Linked DNA regions of Homo sapiens: region 2 is linked to region 1. A link is an interaction called in ENCODE POLR2A ChIA-PET data of the cell type or tissue named here. Cell type or tissue: PC-9. All regions are shown on one strand.

Region 1 (8,000 bases):
TTAGACCTTATTTAACTTCTCTCAACAACATTTTGTAGTTCTTTCTTTTTTTGAGACGCAGTCTCACTCTGTCGCCCAGGCTGGAGTGCACTCTTGGCTCACTGCAACCTCCACCTCCCGGGTTCAAGCGATTCTCCAGCTGCACCCCATCCAGCACCAGCTAGGACGTACCAAGGGTCCCAGGAGCCTCAGAACATCTCCATCTTCATAGACGTGTGTTTCATAGTTCAGGGGCTGCGAAAGGAAAATAAATCTTGGGGCCCCCAGATCGCTAAGCTAAAGGGAAAAGGTCAAGCTGGGAATTGCTTGGGAGAAACTTGCTTCCCATTCTATTCAGTCACCCCTCTGCTCACTGACATACACGCATATCCGATTGCCTGCTTTGAAGAGGCTACTCAGAAACTCAAAAGAATGCAACCATTTGTCTCTTATCTACCTATGACCTGGAAGCCCCCTCCCCATGGAGTTGTCCCACCTTTGCTTCAAGTTGTCCCACCTTTCTGGACTGAACCAATGTTCATATGTAAATGTGTTGATTGATGTCTCATGTCTCCCTAAAATGTATAAAACTAAACTCTGCCCTGACCACCTTGGGCGTATGTCGTCAGGACCTCCTGAGGCTGTGTCACAGGCGCGTGTCCTCAACCTTGGCAAAATAAACTTTCTATATTAACTAAGACCTGTCTCAGGTATTCAGGGTTCACGTTTTGGTAACCGTGGAAGGATTCTGAGTGGAGATGCCCCTGACCTTTGGCAAATCTCCTATCAGTGCTTGGGACCAGCATGAGCTACCTTTATGGCTCAAACCAATAGGACAGCTTGCTGAGGCCTGGATGCACCCCCTCCAGAGAATCCCTGATTTCCCAAAATTTGGTGGAGATCTAAAGTTTATTTTGCTGTGCAACTCCCTTGTTTGCAGTTTTGCTTGCTTCCAACAAGAAGGCAAGATTTCCTGCTTCCATGATGATTTAAAGGCAGGTAATTCCTTTATGGAGTTTGAGCTCGCTCCCAGCAGGGAAGATGAGTTTGAGTTTTTTCCTGCTTCTAGCATGGTAGAGAGTAGTCTTCAGCCTGAGACCCATCCCTAGGTAAGTAGCTGAATTGTGGTTTTGTCTTGGCTAAAGTTTAACAACCAGCTGATCTTAATTTCTCTTTACCATTAGCGTGCTCAGTGACCATAGTGTTGGGTTTGTTGTTATTGTTGTATGTTCTAGTCTTTCTCCCATTAGATTTGACCAACTCTATGTGACTTTGTCAAATCCAAGTGCAAATTCCAAATTATGGGTAACAAAGCCTCTTTAATTTGGCTAACATTTCTTGCAGCTGCAAAAGAGGGAAAACAAAAAAACAAAAAACCCCCAAAAATCATGTGCTTGGTTTCTGTGTTTGCTTTCTGTCTTAAAAAAAAAAAACTCTTTTTTTTTTTTTTGGCAGGGGGGACAGGGTCTCTCATTCTGTCACCCAGACTGGAGTGCAGTGGCGTGATCTGGGCTCACTGCCACCTCTGCCTCCCGGGTTCAAGCGATTCTCCTGCCTCAGCCTCCCGAGTAGCTGCGATTACAGGCGCACACCACTAAGGCCCGGCTAATTTTTGTATTTGTATTTTTATTTTTTAGATGGAGTCTCACTCTGTCACCCAGGCTGGAGTGCAGTGGTGCGATCTCGGCTCACTGCAACCTCTGCCTCCCAGATTCAAGCGATTCTTCTGCCTCAACCTCCTAAGTAGCTGGGACTACAGGCGTGTGCCACCACACCCAGTTAATTTTTGTATTTTTAGTAGAGACGGGGTTTTACCACGTTGGCCAGGATGGTCTCAAACTCCTGACCTCAAATGATCCATCTGCCTTGGCCTCCCAAAGTGCTGGGATTACAGGGATGAACCACTGCACCCAACCAAAAATAATTTTTTTATTTACTTTTCTTCCACCCTGTACCTGCTTCCCTCTTTGCCATCCGCACTACCAAAAAATCTAGAAAAGGCTTCCAATGACTTAATCCTCTTTAAATAATTCAAACAAAGGCACCACTCACCCTTTTTGAGGTGTTCTATTTTCTCTGTGGAGTTTTAAGAGTCAAGAGCAGATTTTTCTTAGGTCTAAAGCTCTGTTTTCCTGTATTGTATGCCCTGACCTCTTGGGCTTTGGGGGTACCAGAGATTACCTTATACTGTGAGAGGATTTGACCTTGGTGTGTGTAATGGCGGATGAGAGCTACAAAGTAGGGGTGGCTGAGCACAGTTTACAGGAAGTGGTCTTGGCTGTTGGTTTTTTTTTGCTCTCCTAGGAAATTGTTTAAGGATCCTAATTCTAGTTCAGAGATGCTCTCAAAATTAATCCAAACTTGGCTTCTCTGTGCATATTTGTGTGAGGAACTGAACTGTTGTTTTCATAGGTAAATGAGAGACTAAGTTTTCTCAGCACCTAAGAGAAAGGGCATTTGCTCCCCCCCGCCGAAAGGGACCCTTGGGTGACTGGGGGCCTCGTGGGAGTGTCTGGGGGGATTCAGCCCCTGTGATGTGCAGTGGCCCCACAGGGAAATCCCCAACAAAAATTAATTAAAAAAAAGGCTTGTCTAAGAAACTCATATAAGAGCTGACACTCAGCCTTCTGAGCCCTTTCAGAGGTCATAGACCTCTGGAGAGAGAAACAGAGGGTGGAAACAACTCAGTGGTGACACACTGTGGAGTCCTGCTCACAAGCAGTACGCATCCATCCACCACACAAAAACCCTATGCCACAGCGCAGCGCCTCCTTTTAAGGAAAAAAAAAAAAAGTGGGAAACAAATAATCTAAGAATGAGAAGAAAACGAGGAAAGTGACCCCCTTGAGAGCACTGCATAGGTTTTATGGCACCTCTACTTGCCAGAATTTATGTAAAATGAAAATAATATGGTCTTTATGCACAGTTACATTAAGGAAAAAGAGCCCTAAGGTCGACCTGCAAACTATAGAGTTCCAAGGTCCTCTTTTTCTCTATTTTATTTGCTGCCTGCTTTAAGTCTACTGTTATTTTTCTATTAAAATAAAAACCATTGTTTGGATCCAACAGGTTCTTTTCGCAAGCTGGTGAATTTGTATTTATCTCATGGCTAAAGTTCTGAAGTAAAAGCTGTAGGATCTTTGTGTATGTGTGTGTGTATATATTTAAAAGGCCTTTATAATGTCTATAATTTTATGTTCAATTGGCAATTAAATCTGTTTTAATTTCCCTCTAGCACACTATACTTTTTTCTCCGTACCTTATGATCTAAATTTTGCTATTTGATTTTAACCTGAGTTGTTTCCTTTAATACATAACTTTAAGGCAATTTAGCTGACAATTGCCTAGGGCAGTGAAACAGGTTATCAAGAATTTGAAGGTCTAAGATAGGAAAATAAAAAGATTTTTATGAATCTATAAGATGTACTTCTTTTTTTTGAGACAGCCTTGCTGTGTCACCCAGGCTGGAGTGCAGTGACGTGATCTTGGCTCACTGCAACCTCTGCCTCCTGGGTTCAAGCAATTCTCCTGTCTCAGCCTCCCAAGTAAATGGGATTACAGGCACCAGCCACCATGCCCAGCTAATTTTTGTATTTTTAGTAGAGACCGGGTTTCACCATGTTGCCCAGGCTGTTCTCGAACTCCTGACCTCAAGTGATCTGCCCACCTCGGCCTTTCACAGTGCTGGGATTACAGGTGTGAACCACTGCGTCTGGCCAGAAAACATTGTTTCTAAAAAAAAAAAAAAAAAAAAAAAAGATGTCTTTTTTAAAAAGGAGAACAATTTTTGTCTAATTCAAAGCTTATTTAAAGGTTATATGGCTATATATTAAAAAGGTAAAAGAAACCAGGAAATAAGAGAGATGTAAAGAAAGTTATAAAAATAAAGAGTTTTATTTTGTTTGTTTGGCTGGTTTTTTTTGGTAAGAAGGCTTAAAGATAATTTTTTTTTTTTTTTGAAATGGAGTTTTGCTCTTGTTACCCAGGCTGGAGTGCATTGGTGTGATCTCAGCTCACTGCAATGTCCACCTCCCAGGTTCAAGCGATTCTCCTGTTTCAGCCTCCCAAGTAGCTGGGATTACAGGTGCCTGCTACCACCCCTGGCTAATTTTTGTATTTTTAGTAGAGACAGGGTTTCACCATGTTGGCTAGGCTGGTCTTGAACTCCTGACCTCAGGTGATCCTCCTGCCTTGGCCTCCCAAATACAGACATAAGCCACTGTGCCCAGCCATGAGAAACAATTTTATATGAGCAAGAACCTTGTATTGTAAGTTTAGTCCTAGAATAAAATGACCTGTTGTTTAAGAAAGAGGGGGTGTTTGGCTGGGCGCAGTGGCTCACACCTGTAATCCCAGCACTTTGGGAGGCCGAGGTGGGTGGATCACCTGAGGTCAGGAGTTCAAGACCAGCCTGGCCAATATGGTGAAACTCCGTCTCTACTAAATTTATAAAAAATGAGTTGGGTGTGGTGGCATGTGCCTGAAAGTCTAGCTACTCAGGAGGCTGAGGCACGAGAATCACTTGAACCCGGGAGGTGGAGGTTGTAGTGAGCTGAGATCGTTCCACTGCACTCCAGCCTGAGTGACACAGTGAGACTCTGTCAAGAAAGAAAGAAAAAGAGAGAGAGAGAGGGGGAGGGAGGGAGGGAGGGAGGAAGGAAGGAAGGGAGGGAGGGAGGGAGGGAGGGATGTTCAGGACAAACCAGGAAGTCCAAGCATGGCATGAACAGTTTGTGTGAGTCATAAGAAGAGGATATAATTTAAAAAAATAAACTTTTATATGATCAAGTTGTCTGTTAATTAAAGGGAAATTGTAATGGTCCTTCTAGAGACTGGGATTGATGTAAATGAAAAATGTAGTAAATAATTGGTACGAGCAATGGAACTTTCTTAAGGGATTGATTTATTGTTAATAAACTGTAAGAGATTTAAATATTATAACCCAAAGTTCAACTTCTATTTAAATATTATAACCCAAAGTTCAACTTCTATTATATCTTACCATTTTTGGTTTTCTCTCCTCTTTTAAAGGGCAAGACAGTAATGCTCTCCAACTTATTTTTCAGCTCATATAAGTTTTTTTCCTTGAGTTCTATTTGTTGTGGACTGATGTTAACAATGTTTTCTTAAAGGTGTAAAGGAAATGTTTTCTTCCAACATAATATTCAGTGCAGTGCTGAAGGTCTTTTCTTTTGCCTTTTGGTAACTAGCCTAACAAATTTTATGGTTTGCAGAAACAATTCCTATGCCATTATTATGAAGTTTGAGTTTGCTTAGAAAAAAAGTGAGATTAAAAGAATCTTTTTGCTGGGTGTGGTGGTTCATGCCCGTAATCCCAGCCCTTTCAGAGGCTGAGGCGTGCGGATCACCTGAGGTCAGGAGTTTGAGACCAGCCTGATCAATATGGTACATGCACGTCTCTACTAATATTACAAAAATTAGTCGGCATGGTGACACGTGCCTGTAGTCCCAGCTACTTGAGAGGCTGAGACAGGAGAATCTCTCAAACCTGGAAAGGCGGAGGTTGCAGTGAGCTGAGATCATGCCACTACACTCCAGCCTGGGTGACAGAGCGAGACTCTGTCTAAAAAAAAAAAAAAGAATTTTTTTAACTTTAAGGTTATTACATTCACGTGTCTTTCTGTATGGGCTTTTAAAGTTCTTGTGACACTGAGTTAAAGGGCTTTGACTACTGGATCTAAGAAGGACACCAAGTCTTGCTAAATGTTGAACACTGACATCAATTAAAGCCTCATCTTCAGGCCTGATAGAAGATGCCAGTCAAAATAAACTGCATTCCTGAGACACAGGGCCAGAAATTAAAGCCATTGAACTCCTCAAGGCCCAGGGACTATCATGGAGGAGGTGGGCATGTGAGATTGTAAAGGCCAATTTTGAGAGATAAAATAAGTTCAGCTTCCCTAGAAATTAATCATTAATGTCAAATGCACACTGATGCAAGACCAGCATATGGGTCCCTGTGTCAGATTAACAATGTTTTCTTGAAGCATTAACCAACTAATTAATAAAGGTTATAAAAGGCTTATGGAAGTTATAACTTATGGTCAAGATTAAAATTTTAGAGATAGCTTATAAAATTTTGAAAAACAAATTTAATTGGCTTCATGCTGTTTTCATTAGGGCTTATTGTTTGTAAAATTAAGTCTCCTCTCTCAAAGAATGAAGGTTTTGCCTTTTTTTTTTGAAATCCTTGAGTTAGCACTTTGGTCAAAAGAATGACTTATTTTACAATGACCTGTGGTATCAAGTGTTTTCAACCTTTGATATTTGACAAACTTTCTGAAATCAAATTATAAATTATGTCTTTTTCCGACCTAATTAATGCTTTAGAATATTAGATTCCCTAAAGTCCAAAAATGACATAATTTGGCTTATTTGGTATAAAAATTATACAGAAAACATGGTCGAATATGAAATGGTGTTTGGTTTTCTTTGGGCTGTATTTGTATAAATATGTTATTGGTATGTGTTCTAAAATTATGGGAAACCCCTATAATTATTATATGACTTAGTGTACTTTATCAGTTATAATTATAATTGTTACATTAATGTGCCACAGAGGTAACAAATACCCTTGTCAATTGTGTCTTTGACTATGGCTGCCCTAAAACTTTTCGTCATCCACAGACAATTGTTGTCTTGTTTTGGTCCTCTTTAGAAGGTGGTTTTATAATCAGCTATAAAATCTAACATGTGCTCTTGAATACAAGTTTTTGATACATTTGGAGATTGTGACATCAGAATAGAATAAAACTTTCAGGACTCATGGAGAAGTGAAACGTTCATGAATATCAAGCTGAACAGGAATTAACTGCATAGAAAGAGTTAATAGAAGACTGATGTAATCTTTTTTACTTTTTGTTGAAAACATTGCTAATCCTTTGTTTTGTTTTTTCAGAGTCAAGGGAAGTTTTCTTTTGAGCTATTGACAGCTTTTAATAATTTAGTATACTCCTGTGAACAACATTTAGAACACATTTTTTTCTCTCTACCTGATTTCTCCAGAATTTGGAAACTATTTGTGACTATTCTTAACTTATGGTAATACAGTTATTTGCATCAGTACAATAAGAATCTGTTTCCAGGGGAGCGTGGTGGCTCACAACTATAATCCTAGCACTTTGGGAGGCCGAGGCGGGCAGATCACCAGAGGTTGGAAGTTTGCGACCAGCCTGACCAACATGGAGAAACCCCATCTCTACTAAAAATACAAAATTAGTTGGGCCTGGTGGTGCATACCTGTAATCCCAGCTACTCGGGAGGCTGAGGCAGGAGAATCGCTTGAACCTGGGAGGCGGAGGTTACGGTGAGCCAAGATCATGCCATTGGACTCCAGCCTGGGCCACAGGAGCGAAACTCTGTCTCAAAAAAAAAAAAAAAAGAATCTGTTTTCATTTATTGCAGGACACAATTGGAGAAACTGGTTACTGACTAGAATGGTATGCTTTCCTTCAAGGAAACAAACTTGACTTATGGAGCCAATAAAAGCACCTTGGGAAAACTGGCCTCTTACCTTGTCTACACAGTCCCTGTACAGGGTTCCTGACCTGTGGTAAGTAAGGAATGTTACTTTCTGACAGGCCCAGCAGCCACAAGTTTATCTTGGAACTTCAAGAAGAGAGGAATTCACCCAACTCATAGGTATTTGATAGTATAAATCCATGGCTGGGCTTGGTTTTAAAAAAGTCTTATCTGAGATTCCTTCTATGGAACAAAGTCCCATCACAGCCAATTTAAAAGCCTATGTAAAAAAAATTATTCTTGTTGCACTGTATACAAATAATCAGGCCAAGTATAATAAAGCAAATCAGTCCTACCATGACTTGTCTATAGTAAAAATGGGAAACCGGAGACAGAAAAATTATGTTTCACAAACTATAGTACACCTATTTTTAGATTCTAATCTTGCCTAATGTTTTTCAATTTTTATTATTTTTTACAGTTTGGACCGAATTCTAATTTTTCTTGGCTACAAGTCTTCAAAATAATGTTTTTAATTT
Region 2 (8,000 bases), 64 kb before region 1:
TTATTTTGAACATCTCTAAGAACAGATTACCTGATATAGAGTAATTTAGGTCAAAGTATGTAAATATTTTGACAATAAATGGGCAAAGCTAAAAGCTAATAGCGGCCTGATGCACAGAAGAAGTCAGGATTGGTAGAGCCCCAGAGGTCAGCCCTCCAAATTTACAACTGGTCTCTCTCTGTTCCAGAAGGGAACTCCCTTGTACCTTTCTAGGCGTTCTGACACCAGGTAAGTCTGGTTAGCATCCATGATAAATGTCAGTTGGTTAATGAGGTCATCAGGTTGAATGAGGCCTTCTAGCCGTCCCACCACAGTCATCCTTCGATCCTTCAGCATAATCATGGCCAGGAATGGATAGGTGTTCTCTCGTAAAGCCTGTGAGACTGATAAAAAGACCCAACAGATCAAGGGCAGGACTTGACGGTGAAAAAGATCAACCCTTAGACTTTCCACAATGAGTGAGAGAGAACTGTTTTAATCCTGGTTGGGGAAGACGAGAGGTATCATTTAGTCTCCGCTTTTTCCCCGCCTCCTAGTTTCTTTCTTTTCTTTTTTTGAGCCAGGGTCTCACTATGTTGCTCAGGCTGGTCTCCAGCTCCTGGGCTCAAGTGACCCTCCCACCTCAGCCTCCTGAGAAGCAGGGATTACAGGAGTGTGCCACCATGCCCAGTTCCTCCCAGTTTTGTAATCTTTTGTTTTTGTTATCAATTTGCATGCCTATCCCTAGGTGCTTGACTAGAATAGGACAGGCTTTCCTGGTGGCGGTGTGGTTGTTGTGATGATGCCAGGGAAGGCTGCAGAGTTTAAGGATAATGTCTACTTGATGGTACAAAAAGGATCTATAAAGAATCTGGCACAGTTTTTCCCTGTACAAGGGCTCAAACCTAAAAGGGCACAAGGCTGCAAGTCTCAGCCTGATGATACTGATAATAATCTCCATCATCATTTTTTTTTCTCTTGCCTAATCCTTTCCTTATCCTTTCTCCCCACGTAACTTTTCTCCACCCTTAAAAAGGTTAGTTTTTCTGTTCCAAAGAAGCTTATTAATAGAAAGTTGAGGCTGGGCTGGTAGCTCCACCTTTAATCCTAGCACTTTTGGGAGGCGGAGGTGGTTGGATCACTTGAGGTCAGGGGTTTGAGACCAGCCTGGCCAACATAATGAAACCCCATCTCTACAAAAAATACAAAAATTAGCAGGGTGTGGTGGTACGCGCCTGTAATTCCAGATAGGCGAGAGGCTGAGGCAGGAGAATCGCTTGAACCCGGGAGGTGGAGGCTGCAGTGAACTGAGATCGCACCACTGCACTCCAACCTGGGTGACAGAGTAAAACTTGGTCTCAAAAAAAAAAAAAAAAAAATTGGTGTCCAAATGACCAAGATTTTTACCATAACAGAGTTTTACCTATGTTTTCCTTATGGTGTGAAATAAGAGATTTTATAAACTTCTATTAAAAAAAAATCCTTACCTTCCTTCTATTCACAACCTCCCTTCTGCCCCCTGCAAAGCCATATTAGAATGGCAAAACGCATGCAGGAATTTGGATGTTTAAAAACAATTAGGCTTAAGATTCAGACTCTGGGATGCAGGGACAACATCTGCCACATCTTTGGTTCTCAAGACATGGCACAGTATGTGGCATGCTAATATAAACTCAAAAGTTGCTGGATAGAAGTAGCCACAAAAATGACTACATTTTTCCTCACTGGATGCCTTCGTATCTTTTACTAACCGTCTAAAAATACTTATCTCCAAAGAAGAGTTATTGTCAGCAAAGATCTGAACTTTCCAAATCCATATCAGCACTCAAGGTACTCAAACAACTGACTCACTATGCAAGGGCTCTGTTAAAATCGTTGATGAAAAGAATAAACTCTTCAGTAAAAAGCCCATTAAGATTAAAAGCAAGCTGCTAGCCAAGACTGGGTATTTCTATGAATGTGGCAGGCTTTGGCAATGCTGAATGTGAAGAACGGGCTTTAGAATCTGGCAGACCCGACTGTACGCTACAACTTGCTAATTATGGCGGGGCACAGTGGCTCACACCTGTAATCCCAGCACTTTGGGAGGCTGAGGTGGGCTGCTCACTTGAGTCCAGGAGTTTGAGGCTACATGGTGAAACCCCATCTCTACTAAAAATACAAAAAAATTAGCTGGGCGTGGTGGTGCATGCCTGTAGTTCCAGCTACTCAGGAGGCTGAGGCAGGACAATCGCTTGAACCCAGGAGGTGGAGGTTGCAGTGAGCCAAGATCGCACCACTGCACTCCAGCCTGGGCGACAGAGCAAGACTCCATCTCAAAAAAATTTTTTTAATTAATTAAATAAAAACAAAAAAAATAAAACTTGCTAATTGTGTGATCTTCAGCCAGTGGCTTGAACTCTCTGAGCCTATTTCCTAAACCATAAAGCAAAGGTAATATGACCCCCCATCTCTCAGGACTGCTGAGAGGATTAAATGAGACAATATAAAATAGCAACTAGCGTCGTATCTACCACAGAACAAACACACTTGTAATAAATGGCATGGCATGTCTTTCCAGACTATTCCAAAGATACTCCAACAATCTCAATGAGGCAGAAGAAACATAACTTACCCCTGTATCCCTCAGGTTTGTTTGTAGAGCATGCCCAGAAGAGCATCCTAGTGTTTATTAGTGAAATAACTTCAGGTGCACAGAGTGTGTTGCTGTGGAAAGGTATGAAAAGGATATGAGAACAACTTGCTGACTATAAACTGTCACCAGAAAGAGTCAGAAAAGAGAAGGAAAATAATCAATCCACTTACCGACAAAACTCATCAGAGTCCTGGTGATCATCTCCATGAAGATAAACCAAAAGAAAGCGAAGCTCCCTTTTGGCATCGTTAAGTGCCTGTGAGAAAGAGAAGGTCACTCACTATTAAGAAGACTGTGCCTTGAGCTTATATTTAAGCTAAGGGTCCTAATGGATACAGTTATGTATTTAGGAACAAAAGGAAAAATAAGGAAAAAAGGTGAGCAAGAAATCAGAAAATTCCTGAGCTCCTACCTTCACACCCCTGGCATTGTTCTCCCTATAGAAACTCCACGCTAACAAGCTTTAATGAAAAGGTTTTAGTGTTGTTAGGATTCAAACTTAACAGACACATGAGAGTAGACAGGCTTACAAACACAGGTTCCCAACAAACCACAGAAAAGTCAGCTGCACCCACAGTCTAAGGAAGATAAAAACAGGAGAATCTGACCATATGAAAGGGAGGTGAGAATTTTTCTACTTCACAGCTACAACATCCTTGTAAGTAAAAAATAACTGCGAAGACAACCCTGATCCCAGGCCACATATCGAGTAGGAATGATGGACTGTACGATCCAAAGGCATTCTAAAGAGCATAGGGTGTAAAAGACTTTCAAAGACAAGGCTAGCGCCGAAGACTCCTGTGCGTGCTCCTGCATGTGCGTGCTCCTGAGCACATTACACTGTACGACTGCTGACATGGTCAAGGGTGGTCTACCCTCAGGATCATAGCAGAGAGGGTACACAGGAGGTGCTCATCTCACTCATCTCTGTATCTCTAGCACTGAGGACATTGCCTGGCATACAGTAGGTGCTCAGTTTTTGTTGAGTGTGGTGGGAACAGCCAGCGAGGAGACTGACTATGATAAAAAGCAGATGTGGGAAAATGAAAGCAGGAAGCAAGGGTGAGCATTTTTCTTTCTCCAGATAGATTCAGGAATTCTGGAGGCTGCATAATAGAACCCCCTTTTGCCTATTGCCACAGCATTCCCATAGTTTTCCCTATTCCTGTAGTGTTAATTCTATGTATTTCTCTGGCAAACTAGAGATATACCAAACACCCACAGAACTCTAATTTTTCCTCCCCTGAATGGTGAGGTCTTGAGTCAAAGGTCTACATGGCTGAGGTTGAATGAGATGTGCTACCCTGAGTCTATGGTCTATGTCCTTATTCAATTCTGTGAGAGATCAAAGAAGATGTAGGCTTTGCCTTCAAGGGGCTTTCAGTCTGGTAGCAGAGATTAGACACGAACACAAATGATATAGGAAAGAATATAAAATTGCTATCAATTTTTAAAAGCTATGGAAGAACAAAGGGAAAGATTAGTATTCTAGATGATGAGATAGGGCAGGACAGGGCACAACAATCAGGGATAGCTGTAAGTGGGGCGTGACATAATCTAGTTGAAGGACTGGCAAGATTCCAATTAGCAAAAATGTGAGGAAGGCATTCCACGTGGATGGACCGGCAAAAGCAAAGGCACAGAGGTAGGCAAGTACAGACTATGTTCAGGGAATGAGTCAGCTGGAACTGAGGGTATGGTAAAATAAGTTATGCAGAAAAGACCTCAAAAGAAGGGCAGCATTAGATCAAAGAGGGGCCAGCTAAAAGGTTTGGTCTTTTTTATTACCCACCCCTATAAGCAGTGAAGAGCTAATTAAGGTTTTTGAGTACAAGAAGGACATGATCAGTGCTGGGCTGTGCTCTCCTTTGAGGATAGAATCATTTCGGTAAGTTGGCATCTATATGGTTTATGGCACTGACCTGGCTGTACGTTCCCTGGTAGAAGACAGGGTGTGCCCTCCCATATTTCTCTTCAAAAGAGTGCATAAATGAAACAATGTCCCCAACGGGGTCAGTGACCCGGCTGCGAGGGTCAGGCCGTATAAAACGAAGAGCAAACCTGGGGAGGAAGGAATAAATATCACATGAATCCAGCTTACTACAGTGCATATCGAGTGGGCCAATTTGTACAGATTCCTGTAACAGAGCCAGAGGCACGGCAACAAAGGGAGGTGAACAGTCTGTGAGTGGACCATCAAATCCGAGAGTAGAGTCTGGTTCAAAAGCCATAAAGCAGCAAGTGTTATTCTATTGCCTGTTCAGGAAGAATGCAAACTACTGGGATTATAAATTCCAACACTGGCCTACATAAATCCTGAGTATTTTTTGTAGAACAATTTAGGGCTAGAAGGGTTTGGAAGGGAAGACACAGTATCCAAAAAGATCATGTGTCAGGCTATGCACCCAGACTCTCTAGAATGGCACCGTCTAAGTACTGTAGCCACTAGTCAAATGTGGCTATTCTGAATTTAAATCTATTACATACAATTAAAATTCAGTTCCTTAGTAATGCTAGCCACATTTCAAGTGCTCAACAGCCACGTGTTTAATGGCTTTCATACTGAACAGCGGAGATACAGAACGTTTCTATCATCACAGAGAGTTCTACTGGACAGTGCTCTAGAACAGAGGTCATTTTCTGGTTGTCCTACTTGCCCCTCCTTCTCCTTTCTGTTTTCCTGGGATTTTAAATATTGAGTTCACAACCCCAAACTATTCAACTTACGGATAGGAACTTCAAATCTGAAGTTGCGGTTATGACTTACTTGCTCTTCAAAGGGGCAAGTACCTTTTGCTTGATGATTTATGGTTGATGGCAACCATGGAGGAAGTTATAAAACTGCTCCACAGTACCCTGGCAGATGTGGAGTACTGGCAGCTCTTGTAAAGTGAAGAATACATACCTAATGGTACCACACATCTGTTTCTAAAGGGCCTACCCTATTTGTATAGTACCATTTATTTATCCTTTGGGTTTCCAGAGAAGGCAACAGGACAGAGGATAATGTGTTACCTAACATTAAACAAGCTGGTTGGATGATACAGCTGCATTAAAATTAGTAATACATGCCGTGCATATTTTCCCTAGAAAAGCAAACAATATTCATTTACTTAAAACGTTTTCAGCACAGACAAGGTGATTAAACTGTGATACTTTTCCTTAACAAAAAGTGAGTCAATTCATTATCCCAACAAATTCCCCCTGTGTATACAATTCTACTTGGAATTTCTCCCGAGTAATCAAACCAAATTCATTGACAACAACGTTCCAGAGCGAATTAAAAGCACAAAATGTAGTAAGTTGTATACGTGGGGGAATGGTTAGAAATTCATCAGAAGACTGATGTTTTAACTACTTTCTTTGAAATTAAGCATTTTAGAATTCTCTCTTAAAGCCTTTATTTTTTTTTCCTCATTACACAATATTCCCACGATCTACACAATTTAGGACAATCAGCTTTTTTGATTTTTTAGAAAAAAACAGAGATGTCAACTTAGTTTTCATTATGATTTTAAAGATTTTTACATGTTCATTCTTAAATAAAATGGGGATGGAAAGAGTACTAAGCAATTAGTGATCATGAAGAATGTTGCTAAACCAAGAAAGCCATTAAGTAGACAGCCTCATAAAACACCAAGGGTCCAATATAAAAGGTACTATCTGACCCTTGTACTTATGCAGCTGCTGGACCCACAACTTCAGCCTCTGCTCCCTAGAGGCAGGGTAAAGGCTGTCCCATATTTGAAGGGAAGTACAGGGAACCTGTACTTCCAGGGAAGGCCCAGACTACATATCCCAGCTCCATCTGCTGGCCTGGATGCCCTTGAACATTTAAGTTCCCCATAAAGCCTAGACATGGCTCTGGACCAGATAACCCAAGCCTGACATGCTAAGAAGTTGTGCCCCACTCATTTTCTTTTCTTTTTCTTTTTTTTTTTTTTGAGACGGAGTCCCACTCTCTCACCCAGGCTGGAGTGCAGTGGTGCGATCTAGGCTCACTGCAAGCTCCGCCTCCCGGGTTCACGCCATTCTCCTGCCTCAGCCTCCTGAGTAGTTGGGACTACAGGCACCAGCCACCGCGCCCGGCTAATTTTTTGTATTTTTAGTAGAGACAGGGTTTCACCGTATTAGCCAGGATGGTCTTGATCTCCTGACGTTGTGATCCGCCCACCTCAGCCTCCCAAAGTGCTGGGATTACAGGCGTGAGCCACAGAGCCCGGCCAGTTGAGCCCCACTCATTTTCTGGCCTTGGACCCTCTGTAGCTTCCAATGATGAGCTCTTTTAATGGTACATGAAGGAAGCTAGAAGAAAGGTGAAGGTATGAAGCAAGTGGGTATATACATAAAAGGGTTCCAGTGTTTGCAACCTAGGGGCTGCCAGAGCAAAGTGAAAAGGTACCGAAGCTGCCAGGCATGGTGGCTCATGCCAGCAATCCCAGCACTTCGGGAGGCCAAGGCAGGTGGATCACTTGAGGCCGGGAGCTCAAGATCAGCCTGGCCAACAAAATGAGACTCCATCTCTACTGTCTCTACTAAAAATACAAAAATTAGCCAGGCGTGGTGGCGCATGCTTGTAATCCCAGCTATCTGGGAGGCTGAGGTATGAGAATCGCTTGAACCCAGGAGGTGAAGGTTGCAGTGAGTCGAGATGGTGGCACTGCACTCTAGCCTGGGTGACAGCGACAGAGCAAGACTCTGTTTCAAAAAAAGAAAGAAAAAGAAAGAAAAGGTGTAACAGGAGTGTCTAGGGAGGTCCAACTATTGTGGGAGGAATCAAGGGCAAACTGGGTAATCTCAGAGCAAGAGAATTTGTTGGGATTGTGAGTAGTCAGGTGGAGGAGAAGTAGTTGAGGAAGAAAGTTCTAAGGAGTGTGAAGCTAGGAGATGATAGTGGTTAGAAAGGAAAGGGTGTGGACATCAACTAGGAAGTGTAGAGGTGACAAATATGGTGGGGGGGGGAGGGGGAGACAAATAAATATAGTCAGACTGGTTTTTGCAAACAAAAGGTAAGACTAATTTAAAAACAATTCCATTTCACAATGCCTGCCAATGCTTCAACAATTTAAAATACTTGTATGTTGTATTAAAAGACAGTTCGGGAAGTGTATTCCATCTCATGACAAATTGGTAAGTCAACATTGATAGAGCATAAAGCTTATTTTGGCCTAAATTTCAGCTCCAAAGTCTTACTATTCTACTAATACATAAATCCAAAGGTACATACCTAAATATATCAAGTATCGTGTAATAGGTAAACCGGAATGGAAGCATTATCAAGTAATAACCCCATCCAAGCAGCCCCTGAAAGTCCAAAAACAAAGTTAGAGACAATTCTCTCAATCCCTAATATTTTATCAAATGGCTAGGTCAGATTTTCTCACTC

Evidence for each region. Peaks named below come from ENCODE experiments on the same cell type or tissue, not always from the same donor. Only the 100,000 strongest peaks of a DNase experiment are listed, where the experiment ranks them.
Region 2: POLR2A ChIA-PET joins it to region 1 with 6 read pairs; 7 of 35 experiments call an interaction of 5 or more read pairs at or near these places.

Annotation. Positions count from the first base shown.
Region 1 is chr5:176,424,855-176,432,854 of GRCh38, reverse strand. No RefSeq gene overlaps it. Among named protein-coding and RNA genes, the nearest start is that of CLTB, 12 kb to the right of the region's middle. In PC-9, no CTCF peak of the experiment used is centred here; DNase peaks (open chromatin) are centred at 4,694 and 7,514; H3K27ac peaks cover 3,327 bases.
Region 2 is chr5:176,488,869-176,496,868 of GRCh38, reverse strand. It overlaps FAF2 (Fas associated factor family member 2), which reads right to left. Exons shown (of 11, transcript NM_014613.3): 4 at 7,842-7,918; 5 at 4,537-4,675; 6 at 2,785-2,870; 7 at 2,594-2,685; 8 at 206-383. Among named protein-coding and RNA genes, the nearest start is that of FAF2, 44 kb to the right of the region's middle. RefSeq lists an enhancer at 3,703-4,902. In PC-9, no CTCF peak of the experiment used is centred here; a DNase peak (open chromatin) is centred at 7,608; H3K27ac peaks cover 1,747 bases.